Linked DNA regions of Homo sapiens: region 2 is linked to region 1. Evidence: read pairs that join two places in POLR2A ChIA-PET (ENCODE). Cell type or tissue: PC-9. All regions are shown on one strand. Links, peaks and the distances in the headings refer to the core of each region. The heading gives the core; the rest is flanking DNA. Region 1 has its middle 110 kb from the start of ZBTB18. Region 2 overlaps AKT3 (AKT serine/threonine kinase 3).

Region 1 (2,922 bases), core at 247-2,746:
AATACCATGACTTTTAGATGGACCCAATAGCATAACAAGTAATATCCAGACATCAGACATAGGCCTAGAATGTTTTACAGAATAGCCAATTTGTACTGAAGCCATTGTTTCGGTAAAAATATCTAATTTTTTGAATGAATTACAGTTTGTCATGCTGTGGCCTCCATTGTGCATTCTGTGGTAGTTGTAATAGCACATCAGAGATGAATACAAGTTCATTTTTTATTATCGAAATTAAAAATAACCAGCTTTATCAATAGAAATTATACGTCTTTCAGGTGGAGTCATCAATAAGAAAAGTCGCTATTTGTTTTTTGGTTTTGTTTTTGTTTTTGAGACACAGTCTCACTCTGTCGCCCTGTCTGGAGTGCAGTGGTGCGATCTCAGCTCACTGCAACCTCCGCCTCCTGGGTTCAAATGATTTCCTTGCCTCAGCCTCCCAAGTAGCTGGGATTACAGGTGCCCACCACCACGCCTGGCTAATTTTGGTATTTTTTGTAGTGAAGGGGTTTCACCATGTTGGCCAGGCTGGTCTCCAACTCCTGCCCTCAAGTAATCCACCTGCCTTGGCCTCCCAAAGTGCTAGGATTACAGGCGTGAGCCACCGCACCCGGCCACTATTTGTTAATGCAGGGATTTTCTTCTCTAAAGCCACATCAGCTTTCATCTTTAATAAGTACATAGGTAATTTTGTCACATTTCTATCTACCTTGTCTACCTCCTCCCTCTCTCCTTCCCACCCTTCTTCTTCTCCTTCTCCTCCAGTCCTGCACTCCCAGCAAGTGGGAAGCAAAGTTTGTTTGCTGTGACTCTTATCTACCTGTAACTCTCCTTGTCCAAGAGATGTAGACACATCTGAGGCTCATTCAAAGTCAGAACTGTACTTGAAGGAGTTCTTTCCTGGGTTCCAGTCTAGGACAAGTTTCTCTTGGTAAGAAACCGGGCAGTGTTGTTAGCAGTCTGTAACCTCAGGCCCATTGCGGGTATATGGACCTTGGTTGAAATGCAGCAAAATCTGTTTTGCAGACAACACACAATTGCTGAAGGTGGTGAAATAGGGATAGTGGGTTTTCAGGCATGTACTTTACCTGTTAGTTTAGGGAGCTGAAGGCAAAACATGTTACACCTCTGTCTCCCTGGTGCCAACAACGGCCTGGCACAGTGCTGTGAATCCCTGTGTCCTGGGATTAGCAGCATGGTGCATTTGGGCTTGGAGACAAACAAGGCCAGAAATATCCAGAATAGAGGCCTTATTCTAATGCTGTCTAATTTGGAAGTCACGATTTTCATCCAAATTCAGAGTGAGAAGTCCTGTATTCCCAGCTCTGTGCCCAGATGCTGGGCCGTCGCTTCTCCATCCTCCTGGCTCTGCCCTGTGGAGTAGAGTTGTGTCTTCATACCTGACATTATTGAATGCTGGGATGTTCCAGGCACTAGTTCACAGCACTTCAAAATAATTCCACAGGGAAGTTATATTATTTTCATACCTAATTTTACCAAAGAGGAAACCAAAGCTTGGCCAGATGGACATACCTGTGGTTACCCAGATCACGGAGGGCAAAGGTGAAACCCAAGGCAGGTGTGTGTGACTCCAGAGCCTGCTATTCCAAAGGATCTGCTTGGTGGTGGCCGGGGCACCATCGTTGTGGCTCGTTGTAGATTAAAGGCCATTAGGAAAGGCTGTGCAAGTGTCTTTGAAACTGCGGACGCTGGTCAGATGCAACCTCTGGTTCCACTGTGCCCCTCCCCGAAATCTTTACCCCCACGTGGATGTCCCCCGAGTCTGAATGAAATGACAACCTACTTGGCAGAGACTCAGTTGATTTGGTCTTATGCCAGCACATAACTGGCCTCAGTTCTTGTCAGAGGAATGCTTGTCTTTGCAAGTTTTTTTGGTCCTGAGGACTTCCTAGTGGCCTGTCATCCCTGATAGAATTCTTGGGGTGCAAGGCATCCCTGTTAGTTCTGTGAAGGAATCCACACTGTGTAGGCCCTGTCAGCCCTCACTCCCTCCAGTGTCTGACACATCATGTTTCTTGAACATAGAGGTTCCTCGTTCTAGAAGCCACCTAATAGGCAGTAGGAAATAATCAAATAAAAAAAAGGCTGGATGTCCAGTTGAATGGAGCTCTTGGACTGAGAGAAACTGTACTTCTTAGAGCAGAAAAAAAATGCATAAACTTACTTGACTTCAAAGTCCTTTTCCTCGCTCTGCCTCCAAACCTGTGCTGGCGCCTGAGAGACCGAAATGGACGGTGTAGTCGTCATACTCAGTCTTCCTGCCTGCTCATCTACTTGGACTATGGAGTTAAAAAACCAGGAAGGACTGAAACCCACAAAAACCTCACCACACTCTTTCTAGTGCTGAGTAGTCTTAACTATGGAGTAATGAGGAGATGGGCACAAAAACTGTTTCTTTGAGCTCACTTCCTACAGCATAGACTGTCGAGGATTTTGTGCTTGCCTGTGTGTGAGTGTTTCTAAAACAGGGACAATGACGTTATTATTGTCTGATATTTGCATTCCACATACTAAAGTCAGTGACTTTGTCTCTTCTGATTGTTGGAAAGCTACTCCCACCAAGGTTAAGTGCAGTCCTTTGACCTGTAGCATTGTGGGTGGCCTGAGTGGGGACCGTGACCCAAGGTTTGCAGAAGGTGAAGGAATAAATAGGAAGGTAGGGGCCTTTGCTGAACTTAAGCTCAAAGCCCTCCAAAAAGAGGCCTCTGACGCATATTTCTTCCTTGGTTGATTAAGCATGGACAGGGGATTTATGGGAAAATGTGTGGCAACCAAGCAGCCATTTTCCATTTTTTCCTACCTATGGCCATGGCACAAGAATGGAGTGGGAGCAGGGATGTCCATAAATAGTCTGGCTTTGGTTTAACAGAGACAATTCCTTTCACAATCACAGCTTTAGCA
Region 2 (2,922 bases), core at 115-2,614, 440 kb before region 1:
TACTGCTTTACAGTTTACCAAATATTTTTAAATATTAACATGGGTCTTAAAAGTTCATTATACTGGGCCGACTTTGGTTTCGACATAGACAGATGTTTTGATTGAGAAATATGTGACCAACAACAGAAGTCTGATTCTGCATACTTTCAAACTGGGTGAATCCTACTGTATTAACAATGTCATGATACTATCTGGTGTTAAACAAAAAATGGGATCATTCTCTACAAAGTGGAGAGAGATCATTCTTTTTCTAAAAATCTGCAGAAAAACATTACATAATAACTCTTCTTGTTAAATAAACGAGGGAAAGAAAAAAAGTATTTTTAGAAGAGAAACTTTTCATTATTTTGAAAACAGGTTCAAAGGTGTTACCAAATGACTTATCTTTTTATCACATATGAATAAAAAGCCATTCTTAGTGGAGAAAAAAAAATTGTTTCCATTTAGGAAAATCAAGTTGAGGATATGTGTGTACACTGAATACTCCATTTAGTGATAATACTTAGGGTAAATGGGATGTGAATATAAGATCTGAAAATTTAACAGAATAATGATGGCTTTGTCCAGGAAAGGTGTTGTTACACCATTTGATCAAAAGTTTTTCTTAGTTAAGTCTGTCAACAATTTCTGAACTACCTGAAACCATTTTGATTATATCAATGACAACACTGCAGAAAAATTTGTCTGTAAGGAAAAATTAAGACTGTTTTAAAAGCTTCTAATAAGAAATATTTGCCAAGAATACATGATTTTTAAGAAGAATTCTTCTTCATATAATCACAATTCTGATATCCTTTACCTAAAGGGGAATAGGGATAATTAAATTAGAACAAAGCTGTAAGAAAATGTTCATAAATAAGAATTACAGAACCAAATGATCCTAGTGGGTCTGGTAAACATTCTCATTTTTATTTACCTACGTTGCATCTTTTAAGAGCTCATATCTGCCACAAAAGTAACAAGTTGCTGTTTTCTTATTAAATGTGAATAATTTCTCATAAGATCTAGCAGGTACCAAATACAATTTAATTTATAATGTATGGGGTATTATTAAATACTTGCAAATATTAAGTCAAAGACTGACATACCACTAAGAAAATAATGCAGTGGTCTATTGATACACTAACAATGATGGCAAAACCTAATCCAAGACTTTGGGATGCAAAAAACCTAACATATGGATATGGACTTCCTCAGCAGAAATTCGAGTAATGCATAGTTTAAAACAAACTCTTCATTTCTATAATAAACACAAATCAAGCAATGAGAATACCTAACATAGAATTTTAAATTCAGAAAGACAAGAAATTAAAAAGGATTACTTCATATTTTATAATGATGTTGTGGAAAAAAGAACGAAAAGAGGAGAGGTCATGTCTAGAATAGTATTCAGAAGCAGGCCTCAGCCAAATATTTACCCCTGATACTTGTCTTTAACCTTAGTGCTCTATTAGAACTCTTTCAGTTACAAGGAACAAAGATCCACTGAAGCTAACACAAGTAAAAATGGGTCATTCTAATAATACTAACACTTCATCCAAAGAATACAGGTAGCCCTTTTGCAAGTAAGATCTGGAAGGTGATTAAATCACTTTCTTTTATCTTCTTCAGGGATTGTGTCAAGTCTGGCTTCTGTCCCTGGTCTCTCTCCCATTCCCCTCCCAGGCCTGGATGGATCTCAGTCTGTCTGCTCCATCTTCCACACTCTACCCACCAGCTCCTTAGCTCACTCAGAAGTTTTTTTCCTTCATAAACTCAGCTTGCTGCTACCTCTTCCAGGCAATGCTACCCATGACACATAATACATTAAAGAATGTGGTTTAGTGTTACTTTAGAAATGTTTAAGTAACTTCCATATAATTTCAATTTGTATTAAAGTCTTTTAGTATACTAGGTAATCGAAATGTCTTCCCAAGAGTCATACCCAGTGGCTTTTAAATTGTGGGTCAAGATTTTTAATTTTCAAGGACTAGGTAGTATCAAAAATACTGGAAGCACTGGCAGACTCCACCTGATAAACAGGCTGGGTTCCAATGGTCATTGTCAGAGATTTAAAATTTAGTTTATCATTTTAAAAAATTATTAATACAAATGGTAACTAGTTCCCACATGTCATTAGTTAAAAAAGCACTGTATAACTACTACTTGCTACTTTAATATTTGCTTTCATTCTCCTTACTTCATATGAGAGACAAGTCAGATATTAATATTACCATCAGTATTCTATGCTCAAGAGTTTCAAAGCTATAAGCACCTGATTAAAGAATGAGACACTGAGCACCCTATCATTGGACGGCCACATATCAAAGATGTTATAAAAGAAATTTGAGTTCTGAGTTAAAGGTGGTATCAAACTGCCCCATAGGTTACTTTTAACACCAAGATTCTAGTATATTGGTGATTTTACAGATTAGGAAACCAAGATTTCAAGTTAAGACACATGTTATTGAACTAGTTCTTTTGACTTCAAGTCCAGCTAATTTCGATCATAAAACATACATTGTACATTATACTTGTAAGAAATCCTGGAATCTCAAATTCCTTTTAACAGTACTTTTATTTTTAAAATAAATTATAAGTTAGAATCCAGTTATGCTGAATATGCAACATTTCTATGATTACACCCATTAAAGTATGCAAATAAGAGTAAGGTCAAAGAAGAGAGCTACATTCATTTTACATTGGATGCTATGCATAAGAAAACAGAGGACCTTTCCTTTTCAAGTAGAGTAGCAATTGCTCCTAAAACACCACCCAAGGCTCAGCTGAGGTGGTCTCTTACCATTTGTTTAGAAGGGAATCTGATCTGTAGCTGAAGCAATTATGAACAGGAGGTAAGAAAATCCCCATGTCTTATAACCATTTCCAACATACACACAACTGGGGACATGGATGTCCACAAGCCAACGATTGTATGCATTC

What was found. ChIA-PET counts read pairs that join two places held together with the same protein. Peaks named below come from ENCODE experiments on the same cell type or tissue, not always from the same donor. Only the 100,000 strongest peaks of a DNase experiment are listed, where the experiment ranks them.
Region 2: POLR2A ChIA-PET joins it to region 1 with 6 read pairs; 1 of 35 experiments calls an interaction of 5 or more read pairs at or near these places.

The regions. Positions count from the first base shown.
Region 1 is chr1:244,158,279-244,161,200 of GRCh38, forward strand. No RefSeq gene overlaps it. Among named protein-coding and RNA genes, the nearest start is that of ZBTB18, 110 kb to the left of the region's middle. In PC-9, for the core only: no CTCF peak of the experiment used is centred there; a DNase peak (open chromatin) is centred at 1,533; H3K27ac peaks cover 1,246 bases.
Region 2 is chr1:243,715,381-243,718,302 of GRCh38, forward strand. The region is part of intron 2 of AKT3 (AKT serine/threonine kinase 3); the gene reads right to left. Among named protein-coding and RNA genes, the nearest start is that of AKT3-IT1, 78 kb to the right of the region's middle. In PC-9, for the core only: no CTCF peak of the experiment used is centred there; no DNase peak of the experiment used is centred there.